Regions from separate parts of the Homo sapiens genome. Here region 1 is linked to region 2. The links are chromatin loops, found by intact Hi-C in ENCODE. Cell type or tissue: mammary epithelial cell. All regions are shown on one strand. Links, peaks and the distances in the headings refer to the core of each region. The heading gives the core; the rest is flanking DNA.

Evidence for each region. Hi-C counts contacts between places; a loop is a spot of excess contacts. Peaks named below come from ENCODE experiments on the same cell type or tissue, not always from the same donor. Only the 100,000 strongest peaks of a DNase experiment are listed, where the experiment ranks them.
Region 1: a loop joins it to region 2, with 2.6 times the contacts of the local background. A loop is called at or near these places in 3 of 110 quality-filtered maps.

The regions. Positions count from the first base shown.
Region 1 is chr17:67,155,630-67,160,629 of GRCh38, reverse strand. It overlaps HELZ (helicase with zinc finger), which reads left to right. Exons shown (of 33, transcript NM_014877.4): 17 at 268-369. Among named protein-coding and RNA genes, the nearest start is that of HELZ-AS1, 87 kb to the left of the region's middle. In mammary epithelial cell, for the core only: a CTCF peak has its summit at 2,330 (motif pointing right); a DNase peak (open chromatin) is centred at 3,939.
Region 2 is chr17:67,100,537-67,111,100 of GRCh38, reverse strand. It overlaps HELZ (helicase with zinc finger), which reads left to right. Exons shown (of 33, transcript NM_014877.4): 29 at 1,415-1,985; 30 at 2,375-2,609; 31 at 3,416-3,932. Among named protein-coding and RNA genes, the nearest start is that of CACNG1, 61 kb to the right of the region's middle. RefSeq lists an enhancer at 2,094-3,293. In mammary epithelial cell, for the core only: no CTCF peak of the experiment used is centred there; a DNase peak (open chromatin) is centred at 5,710; H3K27ac peaks cover 363 bases.

The DNA of each region.
Region 1 (5,000 bases), core at 1-5,000, 52 kb before region 2:
GGTATCTATTAGAGCCAGAAGACTTGGGTTTAAATATATGTGTATATTTTATATGATAGACTTAAAAATAATTTTGGGGTACTTCCTTTTTAACTTAAAGAGTAGTGTAATTTCCTAAAGGTATCACTGAATAATGCTAGGGATTACTGAGTAGGGTAAGGGAATTGTATAATATTAGGATGGCCACTGCTTTTTTTTTTGGTATTATACTGCTTGAATAGTTTTGTGTTTTATCATTCTTTTTATTTGCACCATTTATTTCAGCAGGATTCTCATTTGCACCCATTCTAATAGTGCTGCTGATCTCTACATAAAGGATTATTTACATCCATATGTAGAAGCAGGCAATCCCCAGGCAAGACCTCTCAGGTATTTTTTTTAAGGCTTATTATGTATCTGTATCATACTTTATTATTCTTAAGAAAAGGTGTCTGTAAAGATTTTAGTAACTTTGGAAATACCAAAGTCTTTATGCATTGACATTTAGAGGTTATGTCTTTTGAAGAAACTGTTTAAATTAAGGAAAAATGTAAAAATCTTTGACTATTCATTTCTTAAACATTAAGTAAGAGAAAGACATCCTTTTTTAAGTTTTGTGTGTATTGTTTCAACCTGAGTAGATTTTGATATGTACCTCTAAAAGCTAGTATGATGAAATAATATAAATATGATAACTTAAATTAAATCTAGTTCAGTAAAAATTCTAACATATTTTGCATGGCAGATTAGTCATGCAGTGGACAGTTCTTTATGAAAATAAAATTTTGGCTGTGATCATGCAGGTAATTTCATAGAAGCTACACATTAGATAAACATGAAATACTGAAATGATTTCTGCAACAAAATGTACTTGACTGGTATTTAACAACTTTTGCTACCATTTAAGAGACAAAGTGTCAAAGAAAATTTAAGGTTGATATAGAAAGGTCCTCTGAGTATATATGGACATGAAATGTACTTAAATATAGGATATGGGGGAATAAAAATCCTTTTCTTCAGAAAACAATAAAGAATCATCAAATTGTTATTTATTATACCATTTGCTTTCATTGTTATATGAATTAATGTTTAGTTTTGCCATTTTACAAACTAATATGTCATGCCCTAGGTTGTTTGAATACAATTGTTTATAAATTAATTTCTAACTGCACTTTTGAATCATAAGTCACTAACGTTTTATTTCTACTTGAGCTCAAGCATGGAAAAATGAAATTATGTTATTTAATTCTTCAGTAATCATAACCAAAGCTGTTTGAATGATCTTAGAGTTCCATTAAAAAAACAAAAGAGGAAAAAAGTGGTGTGACCCATTAACACGGGTTTTTATGCCATATTTTATTTTTACTTTGGAAGATTAAGAAGCAGTAATTATTTTAAATAGAATCTGGTTGTATTTAATGAGAAAATATTACATATATACAATCACTATCACTGTAAATGAAAACATGGTATTTATTGAAGGATGCATTCATCAATAAATAGTTTGCTTCAGAATCTAATCTCTGAGCTTGTAAGTGAAAGTTGAGTAGTTAGCATTTTTGCTATAGGTGTTCTTACTTTAATGATATAAGTTGTTTTGTTCACTTATATTGTTGGTAGAGTGAGCATGTGTGTGTTACATAGGAAGTGTGACCTTCTCAGTTATCGTGGTGTACTTGGTGTGAAAACAGTGGAGTAAAGCCCCCTCAAATCTCGGTCGACTTAGCATAGGTCATTTGACACTTGGGGCTGTAGAGCTGTTGCTGATGAACACTAAATCCGTCACTCGACTAGCTTATATTTAGCTTTTTCCATGTAAAATTATTTTTTGGAGGTTATAATCAAACATGTGGTGCATCTAGATATGCAGAATAAGAAGTTATGTTCAGTAGGGTACATGTATAGTTGTTGTGGCCCAAGTATCGAGACTCGCCCTTTAACTTACAGAGAGACTTACACCTGTCTGTAAGTCTCGAAAGTGGTTCAGCCCAAGATGGAAAAACATTTATAAATATATTCAAATGCAAATTTCATGTGATTTCATTTAGTAAATGGAATAAAGTAAGAAAAAGCCTGACTTCCCAAATATTTTCTTTATGTAGTCCTGCATTTTTGCCATAGTTTTTCTCTTTGGGAAAGGTGTTAACTTGCAAATGTATTTCTTAAGAATATTCATGCATTGAGTTCAGATTTATTAGCACTATTATTACATTAACTCATTAATTTATAATTTTTCTAATAGACAACAAACATGGGAGGCATGTGAAATGGAATAGAGAAGATTAGAATGACTGAGTGCTCTGGGAAGATTAGCTTTATCTGAATTGTCCCAGGATGCAGAGGAAAGAACACAAGAGGGCACTAAGTGTCTGCTCATGACCATGAAGATGGGTGTCTCTAGGGAGCAAGGCTCATGAAGAGTTTGCTCTCTTCATGATATAGGCTGGAACAGGCCCTGGAAAGTGCTATAGTGTGAAAATAGTCAAAACATTACATAGTGAATACAGTTGTAAATGTGCTTAAATATACATACTTCATGGTTAAAATTTGTAAAATTCTTTTAGTTGCCAGGAGTTGAGCTGAACTTAAAATATTTGGAGATGGAGATTTTAGAAACCATTTTAGATCATGTTTAGTTTCAGTTTTTACTTCTTCACTAGAACTAGAAGATTTTAAAATGGAATAGAGGGGAAAATATTTTTGTGTGTGGTTCTCAAGATCAGTATCTGGTTCTGGCAGATTTATGGCTTTGCAGATAGAGGTCATCTATGGAGGGGTGTATTTCCTGCTTTCTGGGAAAATGGAAGGTAATTGTTGTTTTATATTGATCTTCAAAGAAGCATATTCTTCTGTGATCAGGTCATTCTTATTCATAGTCTTTTAAGTAATAACATTTTGGGGGTTATTTGTTGCATATAAATTTACTACAGGAATAAAATTTCAGTGAATTAAAATTATATATTACCAGACTCTCTCTTATAATTCGTGTGGGATATGTGGATTGGTTTCTTTCTGGAAAATATGTAAATTCCTTAATTGGTATTACTTATATTTTATACTGTGAACTTGAAACTGTCTTGTTACCGTCAATTCTCCAATTTTAAAAAAATGTTGGCTGTGTTTTAAATAATCTTTTAGACAGTGTCTAACTTAAATGTTGCACAAAATGAAAGTACAGAGAATATTTTAAAATCTTTTAAAAGTTGGGACTAGAATATTATGCTTTCAAGAAAATTGGCTCAGCGATCAAGCTTTGTATTCTTACTAGCTTCAACTTGAGGTAGCTTTCCAAGGTAATTGTGAAAACGTCAGCAGTGAGACTTAGAACTTCAGTTTCTTTCTTTTTTTCCCCCCTCTTTGAGGAAGAAGCAGGTGCTTGGAGTTAGTTGATGAGTGTATTAGGCCGTTCTTGCATTGCTATAAAGAAATACCTGAGACTGGATAATTTATAAAGAAAAGAGGTTTAATTGGCTCATGGTTCTGCAGGCTTTATAGAAAGCATGGTGCTGGCATCTGCTCAGCTTCTAGGGAGGCCTCAGGAAGCTACAATCGTGGTGGAAGGCGAAGGGGGAGCAGGATGTCACATGGTGAAATCAGGAGCAAGTGAGAGTGAGTGTACGTGTGGGAGGTGCCACACACTTTTAAGACCAGATTTCAGAGCAAAAGCTTACTTATCATCAAGGGGATGGCCCAAGCCCTTCATGAGGGATCTGCCGCCATGATTCAGACACCTCCCACTGGGCCCTACCTCCAACACTGGGGATTACATTTCAACGTGAGATTTTGATGGGAACAAATATCCATACTATATAAATGAGTAATTTGAAAAACCACTTTTTTTTTTTCAATTTTACAATGAAATATTAATTGGAGCTCAGAGGTGAGGTCTTGGCTGGAGAGAGAAAATGTGTGAGTCACTAGGGTATTGGTGGTGATTGAAGCGTGAGCATAGATGAGATTGTTAGGGGAGAGGAGGGCTGGAGAGTTAGAAGGGAAGCAGAGAAAGCTTGAGTCATGGAAGCTGAGGGGAGAGTTCCTGGGAGGGAGCAACAGCGGAACTTTGCATGCTGCCAAGTCAGGTAACTCGCTGGGCCTGGAAACATCGATGTGATTTAGTGATGTAGAAGTTGTTTATGTCCCTTGATTAGATGGAGGGTAAGCCATGTTGAATGTTTAGAGGAGTGAATAGGAGGTTGGTAACTGGAGAGAACAATCTGGATAATACTTCTAAGAAGCCTGGCTGTGAAAGGAGGGGAGAGGTTGGGCAGTGGCTGGGAGAATATGAGGATTTAAGTAAATATTCTTTTTATATGGGAGAAACTAGATAATTTTAATTTTAAAAAGCCACCTGTAAGTGACAGGTTAAATTCAAATATTGGTAATTTTTTTTCTCATAATGACTCAAATAATTAGCTTTTGTTTTAGATTAGTATTTATATTTATTAAAAAATCACATGCATACACTATTACAAAAGGTCATGTTGTATTTTAAAGTTGGTAGCAAAAAATGTTTTGTTTTTTTTAATTAACCTAGCCATTGTTCACCAAATATCATTCCCAAGGGAATTTTTTACTTTTTTAGCAGTTTCTTTTGATACTTCCATTTTTCTAAATTATAAATATAATATATAAAAATTATGTGTGTATATATTATATAACAAATTATGAATATATAATACATAAAAATAAAAATTATATGTGTATATATGTATAATATATACACACACACATACATATATCAACTGTTATGTCTTAATTTGGTTTTGGATATTTGTTGACTTTCTATTGTAGCTTCTTTTTTTTTTTTCTTTTTTAAGACAGAGTCTTGCTTTGTTGCCCAAAATAGAGTGCAGTGGGGCTATCTGGGCTCACTGCAACCTCTGCCTCCCAGGTTCAAGCGATTCTCCTGCCTCAGCCTCCCAAGTAGCTGGAATTACAGGCACACGCCACCACGCCCAGTTAACTTTTGTGTTTTTAGTAGAGACAGGGTTTTGCCATGTTGGCCAGGCTGGCCTCGAACT
Region 2 (10,564 bases), core at 2,925-7,924:
CACAAAACTTCCCATGCTGTCCGAATCTGCCATACTTTTCCTTTCTTCAACCTTTGCATAAACTGTTACCTTTACCTAGCATGTCCTTCTCTCCTTGGAATATTCCACCTCTTTTTGTAAGATTCAACTCGAATGTCATGACCTCTGTGAAACCTTCCTTAATTTTCTCAGGCACTACAGTTGCATCCTCTTACAGTACCTCTAGTGATATGTTTACATATTGTTATCTTCTACTGAACTCTAGGCCAGGGGTCAGCAACCTTCTTCTGTAAAAAGCCAGATAGTAAATCTTAGCCTTGGGGACCACATGGTCTCTGTTGGAGCTGTTCTGCTCTATCATTATAGTGCACAAGCAGCTACAGACAACATGTAAACAAATGAGTGTGACTGTGTTCCAAGAAAACCTTATTTACAAAACCTGGTGAGCCGGAAATGGCATTGGAGTGGGGGCATGGTATATAGACGCCTGCACTAGGCTCTTGATGTGTAGGCTGAGTCTTCTTATTGCCTGTTTAATTTCCAACACCAGGCACAGTGTATTGTTTGGCCACAATAAATGTTAAAGAAAGAATGTCAATATGTAATGGAAAAATTGACAACCAAACTAGTTATATACAAAGGTGATATAGTACTTGTTTGTTCATTTCAAAGTTGTTTAAATTGAGATACATCTTTTTATTAACATAGATATTTTTGAGGAAATATATTAGATATATAAAAACAATAAAATCAGGCTGGGTGTGATGGCTCACACCTGTAATCCTAGCACTTTGGGAGGCCGAGGCAGGCGGATCACCTGAGGTCAGGAGTTTGAGACCAGGCCTGGCCAACATGGTGAAACTCCATCTCTACTAAAAATACAAAAATTAGTTGGGCGTGGTGGTGCATGCCTGTAATCCCAGCTACTTGGGAGACTGAGGCAGGAGAATTGCTTGAATCCAGGAGGCAGAAATTGCAGTGAGCCAAGATGGTGCCACTGCACTGCAGCCTGGGAGACAGAGTTAGACTCTGTCTCAAAAAAAAACAAAACAAAACCCAAACCCACCCTGAAATCAGAAGGAAAACACATTTTAATGATTTATATCAGAATGAAATAAATGGCCATCTTTCTAAGGAAGAAAGTGTGAAATTAAAAATAATGCCCTGAAAGGAATTAAAGTAGATATGCTAATAAAATGGCAGTATCTTTTCTTATGACTCACATTTAATATGCTGTTTTTTTTCTGTCATCTTTTTAAATTAAAAAAAAATTTCCTTTATTTGATTGTGAGAAAGTAAATAATTGAGCACTCAGCTCTCCTGCTGGAAGATATCAATGTATCATATCCTTTAGATGTGTTAGGGTTGGGAAAAGGTGGAGAGCAACTGAATTTGAATCTTCTGCAGTTAAAAAAGGCTTCTTCTTTTTTTCTAGGTTGATTTGGAATCAAATCCACAGAACAGAAGTCCTGAATCACGTCCTAGTGTTGTTTATCCCAGTACCAAATTTCCTCGCAAAGATAATCTCAACCCAAGACACATAAATCTTCCCCTTCCTGCTCCCCACGCACAGTATGCAATCCCTAATCGCCACTTTCATCCCCTTCCCCAGCTACCAAGACCACCCTTTCCAATTCCACAGCAGCACACCTTGTTAAATCAGCAGCAGAATAATTTGCCTGAACAACCAAATCAGATACCACCTCAGCCAAATCAGGTAGTCCAGCAGCAAAGTCAGTTGAATCAGCAGCCTCAGCAGCCACCTCCTCAGCTTTCTCCTGCATATCAGGCGGGACCCAACAATGCTTTTTTTAATAGTGCAGTTGCTCATCGGCCACAGTCTCCTCCTGCAGAAGCTGTAATTCCGGAGCAGCAGCCCCCTCCCATGCTGCAAGAAGGCCACAGTCCTCTGAGAGCCATTGCACAACCCGGCCCCATTCTTCCTTCACATCTGAATAGCTTCATTGATGAGAACCCCTCGGGATTACCTATAGGGGAGGCTTTAGGTAAGTTCTATTACTGCCAGATGTGAAAATTCAGAGATTACTTAACATGACTTGGACTGTATAATATCATTTTGGGTTAAGATTGAATTGTTTCTTCAAATAATGCTAGCAAAACCCCCCCATTTAGTGTGATAATCAGAAACTAGTTCTAAATGCTGTATGATAGTATCCAGTGGATGTCAGGATCATCATTATGTAAGTGAGGAAGAGTTGTCATCATCATCACCATAACTGATTTCTGGCAAATTTAGAAAACATTTACTTCTTACCAAAACCAAATTTGTAGCTACGTCCTTTGTCTTTGTGGAGAAAATATGTTAGTAAAAAACTTTAAATAATGAACTTGAAACCCCAAATTCATAAAAAATTTTTCACAAATATTTTTGCAGATCGTATACATGGGAGTGTCGCTCTGGAAACATTAAGGCAGCAGCAGGCACGGTTCCAGCAGTGGAGCGAGCATCATGCCTTTCTCAGTCAGGGCAGCGCTCCATACCCACACCATCACCATCCTCACCTCCAGCATCTTCCTCAGCCGCCCCTGGGATTACATCAGCCGCCAGTGAGGGCAGACTGGAAGCTCACCAGCAGTGCCGAAGATGAAGTGGAGACCACATACTCAAGGTATTCCAGCGGACTGAAAATAGCCCCTGGAATGCGACCCCCTCACTGTTCTCTTTTTTGACTGTAGTCCTTTTAGCTTCAAGCTGGAATATTGCCTCAGAGAAATTGGATGCTGGCCTTCCAAGCACACGCTACACAGTTCTCTTGTTGACTCTAAAATACAGAAAACTCATTTAGAAGTAACTCTTCTACAAATTTAGGCATGGATGATCTACTATGGGTTGGAAATTAACTTGTTCCCTTACTTTGTGGTCTTTTCTGCGAGAGAAACATACCATCACTGTGAGCAGCTTTTTTTATTTAGTAGTAATACTTGCAAAGAATGAATAAAGACAGGAGTAAATTCGTGGTTAAAAGCTAAAAATTATATCATTAATTATTTTTATGGTGGCACAGAATTCTACATTCCTATAATTCCAGCTACATATGAGTATTTGGTCCTAACTCTAAGCTTGTTTTTGTGGCCAGTGTCACATGAATGCTCTGAAGTGTTTCCTAATCCCTTCTGAATAAGGTCCACCATCATGGTGACCTTTTATAACTTCCAGTTGTCAAAGCTGTATAGAGACAAGGACAGATGTTTTTAATACAATGGGAACAGAAAGAAATCAGGTAATTGAGCATATTTAATTTCTTCACCTCAGCATCTATTGAGTGTTAATGCTTACATCTGAGATGAATTAATGCCAGTTCTAGTTATTAGTACTATGATTTTGTTTGTTGAAAATACATGTGTAGTTGACTAAGCTTTCCTTAATGTGATGGAGCCTTTTGTTTTCTCCTCATATTTTATTGTTTTCATGTAGGTTTCAAGACTTAATCAGAGAACTGTCTCATCGTGATCAAAGTGAAACACGGGAACTAGCTGAAATGCCACCACCTCAATCAAGACTTTTGCAATATAGACAAGTACAGAGTAGAAGCCCACCAGCAGTCCCATCTCCCCCATCCAGTACAGACCACAGTAGCCACTTTTCTAACTTTAATGATAACAGCAGAGACATTGAAGTAGCCAGCAACCCAGCATTTCCACAGCGCCTCCCACCCCAGATATTCAACTCACCTTTCTCGTTGCCATCTGAACACCTTGCCCCTCCTCCCTTGAAATACCTGGCACCTGATGGAGCATGGACTTTTGCTAACTTGCAACAGAATCACCTAATGGGGCCAGGTTTTCCCTATGGCCTACCTCCATTGCCTCACAGGCCACCGCAGAACCCTTTTGTACAAATACAGAATCATCAACATGCTATTGGTCAAGAGCCATTTCACCCATTGTCATCTCGAACAGTATCTTCTTCTTCGCTCCCTAGCTTAGAAGAGGTAAATGTCTTCTTATTTTCCTTTTGTTATTAGCTGATTGTGAAAAATATCAGTATTTATTGATTTGATAATAGGAAGGCACAGATCTTATTGAATTTAACAGCGTATTAAAGATAATCCTTTCTTGGGAATTATTTTAATTGCCACCCTCCTATTGTATTTCAGGTTTTGTAAAGTGGACACTTTTGTTGAAACATGAAGCCCCTTAAAAGTCTTTTATTGCTGTTTAAAGAAAATATTGAATATCTGAGGACTCTATTCAAGGAGCTTTGTCTTTTTTTAATCTGAGGAAATGGCTTTTAGTGATTCTTCTTTTCGCTTTAAGTTACATGTGTTAATTATAAATTTGTTAATGAGAACTTTCCAAAGATGCTGGCTTTTCAGCCAGTGCCAGCTCCAAGTGCTGTGCTCCTTCTCCTGCCACTCAGCCTGGTGCTTTGTTAGACCCAGGGACTCTGATTCCCAAATATCAGAATTTGCAGATTTTTAACATAAAATTGACTGTGCTAAACTAAGCATTTTAAGTTAAACTGAATTTTATCTTAAAATACTTAGATATTTCTGCCGGGTGCAGTGGCTCACGCTTGTAATCCCAGCACTTGGGGAGGCCGAGGCGGGCAGATCACGAGGTCAGGAGATCGAGACCATCCTGGCTAACACGGTGAAACCCCGTCTCTACTAAAAATAGAAAAAATTAGCTGGGCGTGGTGGCGGGCGCCTGTAGTCCCAGCTACTCGGGAGGCTGAGGCAGGAGAATGGCGTGAACCCGGGAGGCTGAGCTTGCAGTGAGCCAAGATATGCCACTGCACTCCAGCGTGGGCGACAGAGCAAGACTCTGTCTCAAAAAAAAAAATAAATAAATAAAGTAAAATACTTAGATATTTCTAAAGAGCATCTTTATGGACTTTTTTTTCCTATGAAAAACTTAGTAATTCCAGGTTATAAAACTTCCAAAGCAGTACCATGTGGTGTAGGCTACAAAAATGTCTAGCTGATCCCATTAAATTTGCAGTGATTAAAGATAAAAATGTGTAAAGCCGGTTGTAGTCATATCAGACAGAGACATCTTAAATCAGGATAAAGATTTCTAATTTTGATATATGAAAAATACTTTTTTGATATTAGCTTCATTTTGGCAGTTTCAGAATGATATCTAAAGGCCATTAGAAATAATTGATTCACATTTTACAAGTTGCCTGCTATAGATGCTAATTAAAAGTCAAGATTCATAGGGAAAGCTGTATGTCTTATTTGTAGGGATTTAGAGGCAGTCTGTTCAAATTGTCCCAGTATTCATTGATTGGCTCATTCTGTATAGCTGTCATTAAAACAACTTACTGTGATTTTAGGCTCTTAAAGTAAGTTAGAAGCACAATAAAGATGAATTGGTATCTACATATATGTATTGTGAGGATCTAGAATTTTGGAACCATACTTTACAAAAATTTGGCACACATCTGACAGTCTTTCAGATTATAATGAACAGTAGTTTTACAACTGATCAGTAATGTAATTTTCAGTTAAGTGATGTTTTAGCTATTTATAATAAAATTCACATAAAAGTCACCATTTTAGCCATTTTAAATTGTACAATTTGGTGGATTTTAGTGTATTCACAATGTTATACAGTCATCACTACTGTCTAATTCCAGAACATTTCATCACCCATAAAAGAAACCCCATAACTGTTAAGCAATTACACCCCAATTTCCCCACTCTCAGATTAGTAACCACTAATCTACTTTCTGTGTCTATGGAGACATTTCATAAAAATTGAGTCATACATTATGTGGCCTTTTATATCTGGCTTTTGAAGTGCATCCACACTGTAACTTAGGAGTGGAGTTCTTGGGTGATGTAGTAAGTCTATGTTTAACTTTTTGAGGAACTGCAAACTGTGTTCTCTGCACATTTATATTCCCACAGCTATGTATGAGGATTCCAATTTCTCTATATACTCGCTTTGTAAAAAAAATTATAACCATCCTAATGGGTGTGTAGTAGGATCTCATTGTAGTGTTGTTTGTTTGTTTTTTGACACGGAGTCGCACTCAGTCGCCCAGGCTGGAGCGCAGTGGCATGATCTTGGCTCACTGCAACCTCTGCCTTCTAGGTTCAAGCAATTCTCTTGCCTCAGGCTCCTGAGTAGCTGGGACTACAGGCGCCCACCACCACACCCAGCTAATTTTGTTGTTGTTGTTGTTGTATTTTTAGTAGAGACGGGGTTTCACGATATTGGCCAGGCTGGTCTCAAACTCCTGACCTCAGGTGATCCGCCCCCAGCCTCCCAAAGTGCTGGGATTACAGGCGTAAGCCACCGCGCCCAGCCCTCACTGTAGTTTTGATTTGCATTTCCCTATTTACTGATGATGTTGACATCTTTGCATGTGCTTCTTGGTCATTTGTATCTTTTTTGGAGAAATGTCTATTCATATGCTTCAGCCATTTAAAAAAATGGTTATTTTTTTGTTACTTAGTTATAAGAGGTTTTTTTTAATGTATTCTGGTACAGACTCTTAATCTCATATATGATTTGCAATTATTTCTCTCACTGTGTGGGTTGTCTTTTCACTTTCTTGATAGTGTCCTTTGATGCTAAACTACAATTTATCTATTTTTTTCTTTGGCTGCTTATGCTTTTGGTGTCATATCCAAGAAACCCTGGCCTAATCCAAGATGGCAAAGATGTACTTTTACATTTCCTTTTTATAGTTGTTTGTTTTTTTTTTTGAAATGGCGTCTCGCTCTGTTGCACAGGCTGGAGTGCAGTGGCGCCATCTCGGCTCACTGCAAGCTCCGCCTCCCGGGTTCACGCCATTCTGCTGCCTCACCCTCCGGAATAGCTGGAACTACAGGTGTCCACCACCACACCCGGCTAATTTTTTTTGTATTTTTTTTAGTAGATACGGGGTTTCACCATGTTAGCCAGGATAGTCTCAATCTCCTGACCTCGTGATCTGCTCGCCTCGGCCTCCCAAAGTGCTGGGATTACAGGCTTGAGCCACCGCACCCGGCCCCTTTTTATAGTTTTATAGTTTTACCTCTTACACTTGGTTCTTAGTTCTTTGGTCCATTTTGAGTTAATTTTTGTATATTGTGTGAGGTGGGTATCAAATTCATTCTTTTGCATGTGGCCATACAGTTTTCTCAGCACCGCTTTTGAAAAGACTCCTTTCCCCCATTGAATAGTCTTGGCAACATTGTCAAAAATCAGTTGACTGTAGATGCTGGGTTTATTTGTGGATTCTCCATTGTATTTCATTTATCTGTGTGTCTGTCTTTCTGCCAGTACCACACTGTATTGTACACTGTAGTATTGTAGTAAGTTTTGGAATTGGAAGTATGAGTCCTTATATTTTGTTCTTTTGGAAGATTGTTTTGGCTATTCTGGGTTCCTTGAATTTTCTCATGTGAGGTTTAGGATCAGCTTACTAATTTCTTCAGAAAAAAAGCCAGCTGACATTTAAAAAAAGAATTGCTTTAAATCTCTAGATTAATTTGGGGAGTATTGCAACCTTAACAATATTAAGTCTTCGAGTACCTGAACATGGACATCTTTCTATTTGTTCAGGACGCTTAACATTTCTTTCAACAGTATTTTGTAATTTTCCAAGTATAAGTCTTGCACTTCTTTTGTTAAATTTATTCCTAAGCATTTTATTCTTTCTCATGCTATCATAAATGGAATTGTTTTCTTAATTTCATTTTTTGATTGTTCATTGCTAGTGTTTAACCACATGATGATATATTGATTGTGTATCTGCAATCTTGCTGAACTCTATTAACAGATTTTTTTGTAGATATCTTAGGCTTTTTTATATGGAAGATAATGTCATCTACAAATAAAAATAGTTTCATTCTTCCTTTCCAATCTGAATGCCTTTTATTTCTTTTTCTTGCTTAATTCTTGATTGTTTTTCTGGTTGCCACAAGCTTTTAATTAGGTTTCTAGGTTCCCAAAAAATGGATTATGACAGCTTTTGCCAATTTTTTTCTGTTTTTATGGAGGGATGGACTTTGGAGTTTCTCACTCTGCCATTTTTGCTGATATCACTTATGATGTTTTTATTTAACCTGCCAAATGAGTTCATGATATGAGGGGGAACTGTGTGCCAAAGTTTTTATAGGTTTTATGAAGTTTTGTACTTTACTAAATAATACTTCATATTGAATAATCTACTTTAGTCATTGATCTTTTTAAATGGGCCTTAATTTTGGAATTTAAGCTTTTTGTACCTTGGTGCTCTTAATGTCTGATATTTCTGTTATCTTTGTTTGTGTGTGAATAAGTACCTTTCATTGTCAGTGGGTTCTTAGAGTGAAATTTACTTTTGCAAAAACATTTGGTCAGTTTTATTTTGTTGCATGAGATTCACAAATGAGTGATTTACTGACAACACTGAAAAATTTATTTGACAAAGATAATATTTTTTTAGCACATTGCAGATTTTCACATTTTCAGTGTATTAGGGTAACTTTAGTCTGTTCAAAATGCTTTTGCATGAATCATCTCACAAAGTGAATGATTGATGTGCTTGCTGTTTATTTCCAACCTTTTAAAATAATTTCTTTAACGTTAACAACAAAGAAAAGGCTTTTCCCTCCCACTATGGATCCTTTTATTCCCAGAAAACTTAGTAGATTAATCTTGTGGGATGATATCTGGATGTTAGTGTAACAGTTCATTTAAATGGAAATGGTTGGTTACATTATGTTTCACTTGTTTTTTCTTTTTATAGTAATTTTGATTTTCTTGTGACAAATGAAATACATGGCCAGCACAGAAAATGTAGAAGTTAGAGAAATTATTTATAATTTAACTAGACAAAGATACCTACTATAACATTTAGCCTTTCCTAGCATTTATAGATGTGAATGTATGATCCATTAATGGAGGGAGATTATTTGTTGGGAAAACTTGAAACAATTTCTCTCTGCCCTTCCCCCAATTGCTATGCCCACCTATATCACCACTGAATGGGATCTTGGTCCCATTCTGTAACATTTTTTGCTACTTTCAATTTTTAGACTATTCTCATGTAGATAATTAGGCTTAACTCCATGGATTTTCCTTCCCCACCTCAAACGCAGCAAAAGCCATGGCCCTTGGCTGCTTGGCTAAGGCTGGACATTGTGGTCTGGCAGTACTGCCTGCATCCTTTCCCACTTCCGGTCCTTACAGGTGTGATGGGATGAGGAGGACAACAAAGGGCAAAGTGCCATCTTCTCCTGAGCCAGGCAGTAGACCATCCCCAATTGCCAATAGATTGATAAATTGCTCCAATTTGATTTTAAATGCCAGTGTAAGCTTGGGATTAGTGTTTACATTTTCTCTAGACGTTTAGCCAGTTGTCTTCCTGTCTTTTTGGAATTATTACATTCTCACTAAAGAGATGTCACTTTCCAAATTCTTTGCAATAGCACTGTATCATACTTGCTCCGAGGGGTGGGGGTAGTGCAAAATGAAATGCAGAGAGAAACAACAGAAGTTAATTCTTGACCTCTGAGCTTCCAAAAGTTCAGTTTTTAGTAATTTTGGCATGATTAAGGATTTTTCAAAGGTAATTTTTATCTGTGTGGGATTTTTCACTTTGCATGATAATTTAATACTCTAACCTCTGAGTAAGATGTATTTCTTCATTACATATTGTGATCTATTTCTGGACTTTGTGTTTTTCTTCATCTATAAGTTTCTGTGCTAGAATTATACTGTTTTAAGTTTTGAGATTTTGTGGCATTCTAACCCAGTAGTTTAAAGTCTCCCTTATTACTTTTTCCCTTCCAGTTTCTATATGTGGGGCATGGAGTGGATGGGGGAGGAGGGTCATTCTGTGGTTTTACTACTAAAAAAAAATTTAAAATAACTTTATGAACTCTTTCCTCCTCCTCTGTCCCACCTCTACACACCCTTCTTGGCTTTTTATTTGAAATACATTAAACTTGTAGCTTAAATTGAGGGAAATTTTATCTTTACAAATACTTCTCATTTAATTTATTTCCTTCTTTCCTCCCTCCCTTTTTCTCTCTTCTTCTATTTTTCCTTTTTTTTTTTTTTTTCTGAGACGGAGTCTCGCTCTGTCACCCAGGCTGCAGTGCAGTGGCGCTATCTGGGCTCACTGCAAGCTCCGCCTCCCGGGTTCATGCCATTCTCCTGCCTCAGCCTCCCGAGTAGCTGGGACTACAGGTACCCACCACTGCGCCCAGCTAATTTTTTAATATTTTTAATATTTTTAGTAGAGACGGGGGTTCACCATGTTAGCCAGGATGGTCTCAATCTCCTGACCTCGTGATCCGCCTGCCTCAGCCTCCCAAAGTGCTGGGATTACAGGTGTGAGCCACCATGCCTGGCCTCTCTCTTCTTTCTTTCTCTCTCTCTCTTATTTTTTGAATGTTCCTCTTCAAAAATCTGTAGCATCTTCATTTAAATCTTGAGTATTTCCAATATTCTTAGAGTGATGTGTTTTGTTTTGTTTTTGTTATTAATGGGACCTTTTTTTTCCATTATACTTTTCAGTCATTTTATCTTCAGGGACAAATTCTCAAAACGATTATGTAGCAATGTTGATACTGGTGCAAAGGAAAGCTTTTGCCATTTAAGATGTGCTTCACTATGGAGTAGTTTGATTAAAAGT